Regions from separate parts of the Mus musculus genome. Here region 1 is linked to region 2. The links are chromatin loops, found by intact Hi-C in ENCODE. Cell type or tissue: left cerebral cortex. All regions are shown on one strand.

The links. Peaks named below come from ENCODE experiments on the same cell type or tissue, not always from the same donor. Only the 100,000 strongest peaks of a DNase experiment are listed, where the experiment ranks them.
Region 1: a loop joins it to region 2, with 1.9 times the contacts of the local background. A loop is called at or near these places in 4 of 42 quality-filtered maps.

What each region holds. Positions count from the first base shown.
Region 1 is chr15:66,819,790-66,827,789 of GRCm38, forward strand. Tg (thyroglobulin) reads left to right here. Exons shown (of 48, transcript NM_009375.2): 42 at 7,474-7,638. The region is part of intron 1 of Sla (src-like adaptor); the gene reads right to left. Among named protein-coding and RNA genes, the nearest start is that of Sla, 8.0 kb to the right of the region's middle. RefSeq lists an enhancer at 4,512-7,373. In left cerebral cortex, no CTCF peak of the experiment used is centred here; DNase peaks (open chromatin) are centred at 2,845 and 4,950; H3K27ac peaks cover 261 bases.
Region 2 is chr15:66,725,716-66,733,715 of GRCm38, forward strand. Tg (thyroglobulin) reads left to right here. Exons shown (of 48, transcript NM_009375.2): 27 at 3,801-3,968. Among named protein-coding and RNA genes, the nearest start is that of Tg, 59 kb to the left of the region's middle. In left cerebral cortex, a CTCF peak has its summit at 4,472 (motif pointing right); DNase peaks (open chromatin) are centred at 2,430, 3,420, 3,977, 4,474 and 3 more places; H3K27ac peaks cover 853 bases.

The DNA of each region.
Region 1 (8,000 bases), 94 kb after region 2:
GTTATCACAGAGAAAGGAGCTTCATTGAGGAAATGCCTCCATGAGACCCAACTGTAAGGTATTTTCTCAATTAGTGATCAAGGGGAAAGGCCCCTTGTGGGTGGGACCATCTCTGGGCTGGTAGTCTTGGTTCTATAAGAGAGCAGGCTGAGCAAGCCAGGGGAAGCAAGCCAGTAAAGAACATCCCTCCATGGCCTCTGCATCAGCTCCTGCTTCCTGACCTGCTTGAGTTCCAGTCCTGACTTCCTTGGTGATAAACAGCAGTATGGAATTGTAAGCTGAATAAACCCTTTCCTCCCCAACTTGCTTCTTGGTCATGATGTTTGTGCAGGAATAGAAACCCTAACTAAGACACTTCCTATATTTCTTCAAAATAACAATAATTTATACTTGCTTTCATCTGACAGATTTGAAGGTCATGATAGGAAATATACTTCAAAGATAGAACAAACATGGAGGTGCAAAAGTATGCATATTCTTCTTGTAGAGTCCATCATAACCTTAGCAAGAGACTGCAGGATTGCCCAGGGTAGCAACTGAAGTAAGGATCTGCTTGAGTGAGGAGCTCAGAAGCTGTCAGTGCCCTCATCCTGGTGGGAGCTGGGCTCAGACCATGAGATAAGGAAGTGAGCTGTGCCATGGAAGTGCCAAGTCCATCTGAACACATAGACTATGGGAACAGGATGTCTCAAACAGGAACTGGAAGCTACAGTCACAGGCTGCAATTCAGTGGCTCAACAGACAGCTGCGGAGATGAAAAGAGTCTCCCTCAAACATTCATTCTGTCTCCTGTAGCATGTAGAGACCCCTGTTAGAGCAATGTATTGTCTCTACCCACTCTAGCTAACTTCTGACTCTCTGTCCAGCATCACCTCCAGTGATGGCCATTGCAGATGTGAACTATTCTAACAGGTTCCCAGCTTCTTATTCTATATTCCCAAGGCCTATTTTCCCATCAAACCATGTTCTACATATATATTTCCTAGGGCAGGCTAGGTCTTGCATCTTGAACCATAGTGTTCAAGCAGCTCTCAGATCCAACTGTAAAACAAAGAAAATGTATGTCTTCTACAAAGCTACCCATAAGTGACATGAAGCTAGGCCTTCCTAGAAATGTATTAAAAACTGAAGAGTGACAGGAAGTGTTGAACCATAGTTTACCCTCTCCCCTGCCAGCTGTGGACCCAGCTGTCCCCTTCTCCCCATAGTCTCAGGGACCACTGGATGGCTGGTCTCAGGAATGAATGATAGGGACAAGCAAGTCCTCTTTACGATGGGGTGCCGACCCCACCTCAGCAATCATTAAGGTGGCATTTTTCAAGGGTGATACCTTGGTCTGGCAAGTTAGTAATTTTTAACTGCCATGCACTTAAATGGATTCTGACAGTCAGAAAGCAATGGAGTCAATTAAACATGACATATTTAACAGATGGCAAAAGGTGTTTTGTCAAGACTTTGAGACATAGAGAAAATGAGATAGGTGCAAATCCGTTCCAGAGGGGCAAAGCCCACACCAATCATGTCTATTTCCAAACAAAAGGAATGTCCAGGAAGGGGTCACTGGGGTCCTTGAGGTTTTTGTTGGAGACTGTCCCCTCACCCAGACCTTGCTCCTATGGGTTTTTGTTCCATCTCACTACTTGTTTCCCTGTGGAGTGGCCATCAATGGCCTTAGCCATACCATTTACTTGTGGCTTTATTCATGTGACATGTGCAAATGTCTGCTGTCCTATGGTAAGAATCAGTCATACTGTAGGGTAGAATCAGCTTTTAAAATATGTCCTAAATGCCTCTCTAATTGCAACTGCAATGACAGTTCATGAAGACAATGACACTGTTGAAATTATAAGGAGATGGTAAACTCTACAACTGGCCCTTTATAAGTGGTGGGAGCAGGGAGCTTTAGGAATTGACAAAGTTTAAATATCTATGTAATCTTGGGGTGTGGGCAGGTAATAGGGTGAAGAGTTGGAACAGACTGCCTATGAATCTCACCTGGATCCTGTCATTCATTGGAGCACTGCGTTGTCATGGAAAAGCACACTGGAATCAGAATACTTGGATCTCAGTCTCTTCTACTGGGTACCAGGAAGCTATTAAACATCTTTAATGTTCTTTCTGAATCTATGGAAATTTTACACACATATGCACACACAAACACACACATGCATACACACACACACACACACACACACAGAGTTGTTCTTCTTCTTTTTCTTTCCTTTACAATTTACCAAATTGCTGGGTGCTGATTTGTCTCACCTGGAAAAGCCTGCCCTTATCAATTTCTTATCTCTGTCTCTCCACCTGCCCTAAATTTCGTGGCTAGTCCCAACTAGCCCCTGTGAAACATCTCTAGCTGCCCTCCTGTAGTAGTGGCCACAGGCCCCAGCTCCTCTCGAGATCTCACATAGTTGCTGTGTTCTTCCTCCAAAGCATGGAAGAAAAACCCCTCTCCTTCCTTGCATCTTCCCTTTCCTCCTGGGACCAGAAAGTCCTAAGGAGGATCTGGGGTCTTTAGAAGAGGTTCTATAGCTAATGGAACTGAGCAGAGTACAGAGAGGTTGTAAACCATTGCCAAGAGACTTCACAGGACAGTGTTCTGTCCTTGTGTCCTTCCCAGTCTGCAGTCATGAATCTTCTTTACAGAGCCCCATGTAAGTCTGGCCTCCATCATTCACTCCTGATTGACACAGGGGAAGAAAGATCTCATATCATCTCCCCGCTCTCTGACAACCCCTGCAAGCCTCTTCCTTATTGGCTGCCACCTGTCAGCCATTCATAATGAGAATAAGAATTCATGAAGCTCTGTGCTAAGATGGGGCTGTTGTTAGTGGGAGGTGGTAGATCATGGGGGAAGCTAAAGGATTTATAACTTGGGCTGTTATTACAAGTCTCCAGATCTCACACACCTTGCCTCCTCCTTCTAAACTGTGTTCTCCCAATCTGAAAAGTGGGTAGGAGTTGCTAATATATAGAGGGTTGTTGTAGGGATCACAGAATAAGAATGTACATAAATTAATGCCCCAGCTCTTAAGAGGCCCCTTATAAAGGCTGAATGCCGTTCACTTTCCACGTGAATATGTGCATATGTACGCACACACATGTACATGTACACTTAGTCTCCTTCAGTTTCTACTTACAAAAGTGCCCTTGGTTTTGGCTTGTATCAGCTACCACTCTGTTCCACAGTAAATCGGTACCATCTGACAGGCAAAGGACACTGAGCAATAGCAAGCCACACCTTAATGCTACCCACCCAAGTTCCATAGCCTAAGTAAAACCAAGAACACTGATTCCAAAGAAGAAGAAAAGAGAAGTGGTCTATATGACTTTGTAGATTCTAGTTTCAAGATGGAAGTTACATTAACTATTGTCAGTACTCATGTTAAGATTTTTGCCAAGACTGAAATGCTTCAGACTTCAGTATGACTCATGGTCCCAGGGATCAAGCAAAGGGATGCCTCTTGGTTAAAGGCATACAAGAGAATGTTAACATTGGATAGGAACTACTTTTGAAAGTCTCTTTGCTACAGTTTCTAGGTCTGTCCCAGGTTCTTCTTGCCTCTCAGAAGCATGCTCAAATTCCAACGTCCATGGAATTCAGTGGCAGGCTCAGGTTTGAGTGTATTTCCAGGAAAAGAAGGATATGAAGCACTGGACACATTCTCTGGCTCTAATCTCTACTCAGAATCCCTGGACCACCCAGGAGTCTGGGCTGGGTTCCTGCCTCAGATGATCCCTCCAGCTCCTCCAGCTCCTCCAGCTCCTCCAGCTCCTCCAGCTCCTCCACCTCCTCTAGCACTAAGGCTATCAAGCAGAATTCTGCTCTTTGTCCCAGTTCACTTCTGCCCTACTCTATAGGCAATGGATGTTTTACATACGGCTGTAGCCCGTGGTATAAAAATCACTTCACTGCTCTGGCTTCAGTAGCCCACATCCCTGAGGCACTCATATTTGGTCATTGCTCAAAGGTCTGCCATGTGCTCAAGCCATTTCAGTCTGGCCAAAATCCCAGAGGACTTCCTGTAGCTATAGAAGCCTGGCCTGCACCCTAGGGCTCATTTGCTTATGGCAACCCCCTCTCACACGGCTGTCATTGACTTATCTTCTGATCTTACTTCTCAACATCTTCTATGCAGAGTTCTCTCCTCCTCCTAGAAAGCCTACTTATGTCCCCATCCATTCTGTTTGTTGGCTCCCTCCTTTAACACATATATAGCATTTTACAGGGATGCTGGGATCTTTAGACCCCAGGTTTTTCTTCAACATTCCTAACCTATCTGCCATCCTTGACACTCCCCAGGAGTAGTTACCTGCCAGTGCCCCTTTCTGCTCATTTTCTCAAAGTCCTCTCAGCTCCTGCCTCTCTGCAGAATTCTCCAGGCATACAGGAGCCCTGCATCCCCTCCCTGGAGTTCTCAGTGTATAAGAATTCTAGCCTTTGTCCTGGTCCCAATAGCAGAGGGTTATCACTCTGGTGTACAGTCTGTACTTCGAAAAACCTTGGATTTCTTCCACAGCTTGAGGACACAAGACTCTTTACATAAAATCAGACTCAAAACACTTTTAGGTGGATCCTTCTTGAAAAGCAAATGGTGGCTGAATTCACTGGAGACCATAACTCAGTGGGAGCTGTCAGTGCTCCTCAGGGTGTTGCACTGCTGTAGAGTCATATATCTGCTTCCTCCCAGCAGGGAGCTGGATCGCACATTGCATTGTGGGAAAGAAACCAATAGCTAATTCCACTCCTGATGATAATTAGCATTCACATACACTGTGTGCTGATTACAGTATAAGGTTTTTTTTGCATCATTGTCTTGTATCTTCTTTGGAGCAGTTGATCACAGGGTTCCATGCCAAGATGGGAACTGACAAAAATAGCAGACTGCACTGGAACCAAAACCTCAGTCTGTCTGTTTCTAAGACAGGGCCTTCCTACTGGATATTGGCCCTGCTTCTCACAGAGACAGGCAGGGACCAAGGCCACTGACAAGCCTGCTAGTGCATAGTGGGTAGAGTGTGATGCTGCAGGTGGCTGCCCGAGATGTGCCTCATGTTTGGCAGCTGTGAGACGTGGGGTGCACAGCTTCCAACTTCCTGACACCTCTAGAGTGAGGATTCATGGGCGGTTCTGATATGATACACAGAAGTGCTGCCTAACTCTTCTGCTCTTTGTCTCCCTCTGAGCTGAGACTGCCACAACCCATGCAACCTGGTGCTGACTGGTGAGGAGGCGGGTGTGGATTTCCCAGGTGTTCCTTCCCTGAGAAGTTAATACATTACAGCAAGAATGCAAGGAAAGGAGAACTAAGGCACAGGAAGGAAATAGAGCAGGCCTCTTGGGACTCTCTTCCTGCATAAGAATATTGATCCTGAAGTCAAGGCCATCAGGGCACGCGCGCACACACACACACACACACACACACACACACACACTATGTGCCTCTGTTGCCTTGCCAGATAATAATTTCCTCAAGAGCGGTGTGAGAGGGAGTCTTCCTGGGCACACTGAAGCCACGATTTCTGAACGGCCCCATCAGAGTGACAGGGTTGGAATGCTGGTCTGCTCCCTTTCCTCTAAGCTCAGGCTTTTTTCCCGGGCTCTGTCCGAGGACCACCAGCTGTAAGGCCTAACAAGTCCCCCCAAATGAGGACAGCCTACTTAACTGCTGACTTTCCACAAAGAACAAGGTTTCAGAAAGACTGATCACAACAAAAAGAGAGAGGAAAGTTCTCTAAGCTATCTTACAGTGTCAGTGAAACCCACGCCTTTACCCACTTCCTCCGAGTATCAAGAAGCCCAGCTATTTATAGCTAGCAGAGATATTGAAAACATCAGAGGCCCACCCTGAAATCCTCATGTTCTCAGGCGTTCCTGTAGGCTACTGGTTCTCAGTCTGTGGGTCATGACCTTTGGAGTGGGGGAGCAATCAAATGACCCTCTCACAGGGGTTGCCGAAAACATCTGCATAGCAGGTATTTACAGTGCACAACAATGGCAGAATTACAGTTATGAAGTAGCAATGTCAATACTTTTATAGCTGGGGGTTACTAAAGCAAGAGGAGCTGTATTAAGGAGTTGCAGCATTAAGAAAGTTGATAACTTCTGCTGGAGCCACTTACCACCACCCCACCCCCTGCACTTAGCAGCACAGAATGCTATGCCGCACTGTGAAGACCTCGAGTGTGAGTACCATTCTGTTACAGGAACATAGCAAGTGGTTTTTAAAAAAACAGGTGGTCACTTGGTGTTACAGAAATAAATCAAGGGTGTAAAACTCACATTCACGACAAGTCACCCACTATGTCACTCATTACCAATGTCACTACACTCCAGGCCCCGGCTGGATGCAAGTTTGATGTGCACCTCTCTTGATTCTCATGAGGAGCCTAGAGGGTCCTCTCTTGTTTGTAAGTGCAGATGCTTACACAAGTCTGTTTTGTATATCTTGCAGGAGGCACCAGCAGGCTGAATTTAGTATATAAAACACAGTAAAAGACAAAACCCCCTGTCTGCTACCTCACACTATCTTGTGTCTGCAGCCCAGGCTCTCTGGCCTTATCTGTACTGTTCAGAGATGTTGGAAAGGGCTTTGGTCATCAGGCTATATATAGCTACTAGGTTTTCAGCCCTCCTCCTGCTCACCCCCTGTGTACTTTCCTGTTCCTCGGATGGGCTTCCTACTGCTTGCTTGGCCTCAGGCTCTGGTCACAGGTCCCTCTAAAGACTAAAAACCAGACATCAATATGGGATAGGTATAACACTCTCCCATCAGGAGCCTCCCAGGTATGTGTGAGAGTCTGCCTCACTGTGGCTGAGTGCTCAGGCCCCTGATGCGCCTCTTATTAACAACAGGCTTTTCAGAGAAGTTGGCCGCTTCTACTAGAGAAATACTCCCAAGTGTACAGTCCTCACACTCATGCTAAGTAGCCTGCAGAGGTTCAGTGACAGGACTGCTGAGTTCTGGGTGCTCCATGTCTCACTGTATGTCTGACTAGGCACCAGCAACTTCTCTGTACCTTATATACCTCTTTGTAAGCTGAAATGATGGTGTCTTCCAGAGGGCCTCTATGTTCACATTCAACTACAACTTAGAATTAGGAAACCTTGCTACTTGAGCTCTCTGCAGAGGAGGTGGCTGTAGTTTGCATAGTGCTTTACCAGAAGTTTTCCAGTCCGCATTCAGAGCTATATCACCCTTGACCTCATTATACTTCTTTAGCTGAACAGCAAGACCGGCACCCTCTCTTCACAGATAAGGAAACCAAGGTTTGCACTGACCTAGTCAAGTTTACACAAGGATGCTGTTCTGTGTAGGTCAACCCTGACATTCATACATGTAGGATATCAAAGGTTCCCATGTGTTTGCGTATGGAAGAAACTATAGAACTCAGCTAAGACCTGAGGGTCCTAAGCAGCAGCCAAAGCTGTACAGACTGTTAGCCTGACCCCTGCTCTTTCTTTTCCAGGGAGGCTCTGCACTGTCCCCGGCTGCAATTATCAGCCCAGAGAGGGCCCAACAGCAAGCTGCAGCCTTGGCAAAGGAGGTTGGATGCCCTACTTCATCCATCCAGGAAGTGGTATCATGTCTCCGCCAGAAGCCTGCCAACATTCTCAATGATGCTCAGACCAAGGTAGGTGCTGGTGTACAGGTTAGGGAGGGACAATCTCTTGTCTTTACAAATGAAAGGCCCAGGTCTAACCAGATGTGATGATGGTCTCCACCAAGATACACACCCAGTGCATGACCAACTAAAGATAAACTTGTCTCCTGAGTCCTAGTCCTTGCAGGAGCCACAGGCTACAAAGAAACATACAAGGCTGCTGCTGAAAGATATGTTTCTCTGTCATTTGGATGTCTTATGTACAACGTGGAGCCTATAATGGAGACACAGTTGAGAGATGAAATGAAATAGAACTTGAGAAGGGTCACACCCCACTAGGACCATAGAGGCACAAGGTCAGGTCACAGACCCTTAGATCAATAGTGGGGCAT
Region 2 (8,000 bases):
CCCCTCAATCATTCTCAGTGGCTGTTCAACAGCATATATCTCTGCATTTTATAGAAGCAAACCCAGGCACTTAGTAGGTTAGGTTAGGAGGGGATGTTGGCATTCAGTGGCTTTCTGGGAAGGCAGAGGCTGATCCACGCTCTGTTGGGGTAAAGAAGCACTTAGATGAGATGAGAAACCCAGGGCAATGCGAGAGTGTGCATTGCTTGGCTAGAGGCTGGGAGACTCCCATCTGTTGTAAGGATTACTAGCGGACTAAGTAAGATTGTCAGCATGGTGAGTGGATGGCTGAAAAATAGCTCACACTTTTTTCCTGCCTACTGTCCTTCCCCACCCCCTGATAAAATTATTGAGAGAGAAAAGGATAATTGGTAATTACTAGGTCCTAAAAGAACATTAAATACAACTTTGGAAACCTATGGTAAGTGTTTTGTCCTATTCAGAGAGAGAAAAATGAAGTTTTCTTGGGTCTCAGACAGAGTGTAGACTTTTATGTGGTGCCATGAAGAGAGATGGTAGTCCTGGGCAGAGGAGGAAGACTACCGAAAGTAAGTGCAAGATAAAGAGAAGGAACACTGAGTTAGCTGGATTCCCAGGGTAAGGAGAACTAGCAGAGGGTGGTCTTATCTTAGGAAGGAGCAGGAGGGAGAGGTTTCATCAGGGTTTTTTTCAGCAGCATTAACCAGCATTTTCATCTTGAGAACACCTGGAAGCCATGGAAGTTTTGAGCATGACCTGAGCCTTCTTTTGTTTACGGCAAAAAAAGAGGGGGGGGGCTTAGACAGGATCTAATGTATCCTAGGCAGACCCTCTAATTCAATAATCTGGAACTTCATATCCTTCTTCCTCCACCTCCTTAGTTGTAGGATTACAGGTGTGGACCTCCAAACCTGGCTTTCTGTGGTGCTGGAATGGTATTATGCCAGGATCACGGTCACAGTTGCATTTGAAGTCAGCACTCTGGCTGGAGTGTAGAACGGAGCAGATGAGGCTGACTTGGGTATGGAGTGGTCAAGACAGTGAGAAGTCATGCAGGAGACCTGGTGGCCTGGGCTATTGTGGTGACAGTGGCATGAGGAAAAGGAGACAAATTCAAAAGGACTCTGGATGTGGGTAGTAAGAAAGAAGGAGACATGTGGCTGGCTCACATGGTAGGAGTCTGCTCTCTGGTAAGTCATGCATAGCAGAGACGCCAGGTTATCTATTGCATGACACCAGAGGGAGAGTTGGGGAGTCTTCTCTGGGTACAGTAAGTTTGAAACACTTTTGAGACATTTATAAAACATGCCTCACTTTGGATGAAAAGCTTCAGAGTCTGGAGGGGCAGAGTGGATGAAAGACAGAAAGCACTGGATGGGAAGTAGCATCCAGAGTCATCAGAGAGGACACATGGAGAGAAGACAGCAACCAGTGGGGCAGCCTCAGTGCTTGGTCGCATCAGAAGTAGTAGGATAGGGCCAAGGAAGCAGCTCAGTTGGTAGAATGCTTGCTGTATATGCCTGTGGCTCTTGGATCCATCTCCAGCACCACAGAAAGCCAGGTTTGGAGGTGCACACTGTATAACTACTACTAAGGAGGTCAGGGAAAGAGGATAAGAAGTTCAAAGTCATCACATCAGAGGGCTGCCTAGCGTACATTAGACCCTGTCTTCATTTGTTTTAAAATAGAAGAATGTTTGAGTGCAAGTGAGGATTCTGGGGGCAGGGGTGGCCATCGGTGATGGGTGAGAGGGTGAGGAATGAGTGGGTCATAGCCCAGTGACTACCTGAAAGAAAGGTAGAACCACTAAGCAAGGAGAAAGAAACCCAGGGCAGCTTAAAGTAACCAAGTGAGGGAGGGTAGTATGTGCAGGGGGCTTGAGAGTCCCTCATGCTGCTGACAGCTCAAGGGGACTAATGTTGGAAGATGCCCAGCCCAGCTCTCTGCATCAGTAGTGGTAAAAAGGAAATGGGTTGGGTTTTGTTGTTGTTTTTATTGAAACACTATCTTTCTTATCCTGTTAGAATTTACTATGTACCCAAGGATGGCTTTAAACTTGTAACCTTCCTCTTTCTGCCTCTTCAGTGCTATTATTATAGACATGTTCCATCATGCCAGGTTTATGTGGTATTAGGGATTGAACCTGGGCTTTATGTATGCAAAGCAAGCACTGTACCAATGAAGCTACATCCTCTACCCCAGAATGAGATTGTTTAGTTAAAAGATGGTTAGAACAACTTGATTCTTAATCATCCTTTTGGTTTCAGCCGTATACAGTGTGGGTTCCTATTAGTATTTAGATGGGCAAATTATCAACTGTCCCTCGCTTGTGCATCAACACATGTCTTTCTCCATACCCAAGTTTAGAAAGTCTGTCTTCAGAGACAGGATGCCTCCTTGAACTAAACATATATTCTGCGGGCGCGACTGTTTCTCCAGATGCTGTGTTACTCAGCAGACCATGTGATGCTTCCATGGAAACACTGACTTCATTTTCCCTGGGATCATATATGAAGGATCATTTTGTTCCATGGGGGCAGTGAGCCTTCCAAGCCCTTCTTTCCACAACACTGTGGTTGGCAGCCTGCTTTCTATTCCTTCCAAGTCTAACTTGTCATCAGTGAATTGCCCAGCACTTACCCACCCCTACCCTCACATGCAGTGTCAGAATTTGGGCCCTTGTGACATGGCTAAAAACATCTGGCTGTCCTTCCCAACTCATCTGGTACAGGGGGTAGTTAGGAGTTTTAATTCAGGGGGCTTTGGCTGGACTTGCTGAGATCTGGGGACAAAATCCTGTTACACCCTTTATTTACCACAGCATTCAAAACCTTTAGTTTCTTTAAAATTCCTCCTTTCCCTTACCCCTCCTAGCCATCCCTCACAAAAGCTGCAGCTGCCTCTAGCCTCCTCTGACTACCTTCCTCTAAATCCCAATGGATGGGTTATATTTTCAATGAGGAGTAGTTAGTGATAACTCCTGAGGGTCCAAACCTGCATTGTAGTGGAGGCTACTGGAAAGAGGGACTCTAAGGAACTCCCATGCCTTAAGGTTTACATAAGTGTCACTGAAACTAAAGGATGTGATTAGCAAGTAACTGGTCCCTATCTTAGAAACATGAGGAAAATGTGTGGCTTCTTATCTGGGGGTCAGGGTCAAGGGCACCAATTCTGAATTAAATATGTTACTATTCCCCCCTCTCTCCCTACTTCCCTCCTTCTCTCCCTCCCCTCCTGCCTGGTTTTTCCTTTCCCCCTTACACTCTTGATCACTTTTTCTCTCACATAAACCATGGTGCTCAGACTTCTTTTGAGCTCCCACATTTTTATTGTACCCAGACTGCTCTGCGGTTCTACAGCCAGCTCAATCTGCTCCTCAACGCAGCGGCTGCTGCCTCCACCCTTTCACTATTGCTCAGACACTAGAAAAACCCACTTCTCCTTTTGTAGTGTCTCAGTCTCACAGTCCGTGATATGAGGATATCTAATGAGGCCTGGACTCTTGAGCCAGGCTGTACTGCAGAGTCTTCTGTGTGCTCATTGTGGACATTAACTCCCCAATAGCATCTCAACCCTCATGTGACAACATGACAAAGTCCACAGCTGGTGCCAGCAACTGAACATGTCCACAATCCTCCCTGTGTAGTACATTAGTGCCACATAAGAGGACGGCTAAGGCTATCTTTGAAAAGTGAGTTGAAAGCAGGCTTTGGTGCCCCAGTGTCCCTGTCCCATCCTCAGGCAGCCCAGGCTCTCAGAGTAAAGGACAGCTGTGCATGGCCCTCATGGTTTCCCTCACACTGGCCTATTCCCTTTGGCAGGGCCCACCATCTGTGGACTTCTCAGTTCTCCTGACATTCTGCTTTGCCACATCAATGACTGGAGGGATACCTCTGCTACTCAGGCCAATGCTACATGTGCTGGGGTGACATATGACCAGGGGAGCCGCCAGATGACCTTGAGTCTGGGAGGCCAAGAGTTCCTGCAGGGTAAGTAAGCCTCTATATTTCACCATGCTTCTAAGTTCCTCTTCCCACCAGTGAGGGCTCTGTTAACTTCTTAGATGCAGGTCTACATCCTGAGAGCTTGTACCCCTATTCAGCTTCAAAATTACCAGGTACAGATACATCCTCATCACACTGACCTCACCCTCCAGGCTCCGCAGGTTCCATTTATAGTATAGAAGGAAATGGCACCCATGAAGCTGCACAGGAAGCTAATGGCATGCATATATGTATATGTATATATATATATATATATATATATATATATATATATATATGTCTATCATCAAAACATTAAGTTGATTTATTTGATTTAGCTTTCAAAGCTTCAGCTAGCTGGGTCCAAGGTCCCTTAGGACTCTAACATGTCCAGCTGCTGGTCCATTATCCTTGGGCCAACTGGGGCTGGTCCTGCTCCGGCTGGTTTCCTCCTCACTGGGAATGAGTGTACTCTTTTCCAGCAGGTGGCAGAGGCAGGACAGAATAAGGAAGAAGTGCAAGGCTTCTGAAAGTCTATAGACACTCATCTCTGCCTCATTTTTTTGGTGCATAAATAAACCGCATGGGGAAACCAGAAGCCAAAAGACAGGAAATACTGTTCCATTAGTAGGAGGCATTGCAAAGTCTCATGTAAAATGCCTGCAGAGAAGTAAGGGTGGAAGACTATTGCAAGCGACCCTGGCTGTTCCCCTGGGAAGTTAATGCACCCCCTCTTCTAACCACAGGGGTACAGGGACAGGCCTGTTAGAGATGATGGTGATGTACAGCAGGCAGAGAGAACTGCAGAGCCCGAGAGCAGGCCTGCCCTTCAGCTCACAGAGAAGGGTACTGAGTTTCCAAGGCCTCTGACCTCCCTGTGACAGTCAGGCCTCCTTTTTGCCTTCTTTCCGGCCTACCCCTCTTAGCATGCTCAGTAAAGAGGACAGGCTTTCCTTTCTGTCCTAAGATGCCATTGGCCAGGCCAGTGCTGTTCACAAGGTTAGCCACACTGGGGCCAGTATCGCCCACAACTGGTAAGACATGCTACGTCTCAGGCCACCATGCCCAATAGGACCAGGAATCTGTGTTCTGAGAAGCAGTTCCAATAATTCTTAAACCAGTTGCCTGCTAGGTTGGAAGAGAGGATAGCAATATCGGTTGTCATAGAAACAAAATACCTCCTAGGACTGTTAGGTCAGATAGCACCAAGGCTGAGACCTGCACCTACACAGTGATTCAAGGACAAGGGATGCACTGTCATTGTAATCATTCTCATCTTACAGCTGATGGGAAACAGGCACACAGGAGTTAGGTCACTCCTAAGGAGGCACCTGGGCCTAAAACCAGGCTCTGGAAGTCTTAGCCACTCTCGTACTCTCAGATATGCAGAGAGAATTTTGGATGATATTGTATTATTTTTAAAAAACTCCTGCTGATACCCAGAGCAATATAGTATGCATGTTATTCTTTGAAGAATTATATATGCCTTACTAAATTTTGGACTAGTGACAGAGAGTTTAAAATCTAGTGTAGAAAACACATAGGCAATCTGCGTGGCACACCCAACCAAAGCCTGGAAATACACTGCAGAATCTGGCAGAATTCCAGGGAGCTGAAGTAGCTTCTTTTGGTGGTAAACAGAATCAAACAGCTTATTTATGGGATGGCTGCCTCACAGATGGTCTTCATTATTCTGAGAGGCACGCAGGGTGAAAACAGGCATTTCAGGAAAGACGTGATAAGTTGGCAGCAGTAAGTCACTGAACTGCTTATGCTGAGCGTGTGCTTGCTGTGTGTGTTCAAGGAATGTGCCCTGGCTTGGCCTCCCTGCAACGGAGTCACAACGAAAGGCCTTTGAAGGATTTAGGCCTTTCATCTGCTCATCTGGCTCATCTGTTCCTCTGTGTGTGTGTGTGTGTGTGTGTGTGTGTGTGTGTGTGTGTGTGTGTCTGTGTGTGTGTGTCTGTGTGTGTCTGTGTGTGTGTGTGTCTGTGTGTGTGTGTGTCTGTGTGTGTGTGTGTGTGTGTGTGTGTGTTTATCAGTAGACAACGTTTTTGGGTATCATTCCCTAGTGCCTTCCAGTTTTTGTTTGCGACAGGGTCTCTCATTGGCCAGGGGTTTCACTGAGGCTAGCATAGCCGGACAATAAAGTTCCCAAGGATCTGCTTATCGCTACCTTACATTTCACCATCGCTGGAATTACAAGCATTTGCCTAGCTTATTGAATGGGCTTAATGGAACAAACTCAGGTCCTCACATTTGTGAGGCAAGAGTTTGCCAACTGAACAATCTCTCTAGCCCAAGCTTTGGGTTTTCAATTCAGTCGTGTGTGTGTGTGTGTGTGCTATGCATATATGCTACATGTATGTTTCTGTGTGTGTGCTATGTGTATGTATATGGTGTGTGTGTGGTATCATATATATAGTGTTTGTGTGTTGTGTATGTATGTAGGCATGAATGTGTGTGTGTGTGTATGTGTGTGTGTGTGTGATGTGTGTGTGTGTGATGTTCTATGTGTATGTTTGTGTGGTGTTGGAGATATGTGTGTGGGGTCTGTGATATATATATACACACACACACACATATGTGTGTGTGCGTGTGCATGTGTATATATATGTGTGTGTGTGATGTTGTATGTGTGGTATCTGTGTATGTATATATGTGGTGTATGTGAGTATGTATATATATATATATATATATATATATATATATATATATATATCTGATGTGTGTGTGTGTGTGTGTGTGTGTGTGTGTGTGAGTGTATGTTCTAAACTGGGGATTTTTTTTTCCAAGTTCCAACTATCTGGTCATTCACTTGTATGTCCCATGGCAATCCTCAGTAGGGTGCATTTCTTTTGTTTATCAGCTAGCTACTAATGTCACAGTTGAATAAAGCAGAGACCTGGACCAAGGTTATCCAGGCTTAGATCTGATATCGAAAGCTAATGTGGGTAGGGTCCTAGTTTAGGAATCTACAACTCAGTAGACTCCACTTCCTTTAAACAGGAAGCACACCAAAGTCTGCTTTTCAGTGTTATTTTCATGATCCTTTGGACCACCTGCTGAGGCAAACAACCCAGGGAATGCAGGTCAAACTCCTGAAAGCAGAAAATGCTTTCAAGTCATCTGTGGTTATTGCAGCAAATTGCTTGGCATCTCTGACACTTTGGAATTCCATTCCTCAGATGTCACTGCATTCCTCACTTCTGGACTTGGTCTGAATGCCAGCTCATAGCAAATTCCACTTCAAAGATGGCAAAGGAGAGATGTCAAAAGGCTACTGGAGAGAGGACCAGAGGGTTGAAGGAGGGGTGGTGTGGCCAGCCATGACTTAGTAGTGGTCCTCACGTGATATAACCACAACCTTGGGATATGTCCTCTACCACAAAGCACAACCTACCAGGCAGATGGGAGGCATCAGTCCAGGTGCTGAGTGCAAAAGTTGCAAAGCTTTCCATCACCGAGGCCAAGGTGTTCCCCAGCTAGCTGAGGTGATAGATGTGGGCATCACCAAAGCAAAATAAGCCTGCATTTCGTCACCTTCATAGAGTCAAGGGATTGTAGGGCTCCTATGCTCAGTTTCTAGAAACTAGCTAAGTTCTATCTAAGATCACTTACCCCATCCAGGGCTGATTTCTGGTGCCCACATCAAATGAATATCCCTACCACTAACCCTACAGAACACCAAGAAATGGTTTTATACAATCTGAGCCCATGGCAGATATTTTTCCCCTCAAACTACCAGGGGTGTGTGCTGTATGAGAGTGTTCATTGAGAGTGCTGGGTTTCTGTTTAGATTATGAGTCTGAGACTGAACAGAGAAAAAAATGAGGAGTGTTTACCACCAAGAGGAGAGGGTGGAAGAAATCTAATTTTAGCCAGTGTGGCACCAGAGGATGAGAACTTGCCAGAAAATAGAGAAGCCTCTAGCTTTAGTGGGAGGGGAGAGTAGTGGGGGAAAGGAGAGGATATGAGGCATTATCATGGTCAAAGTACATGATAAATGTCAATGAAAATTTTCTTATAAAGTCCATC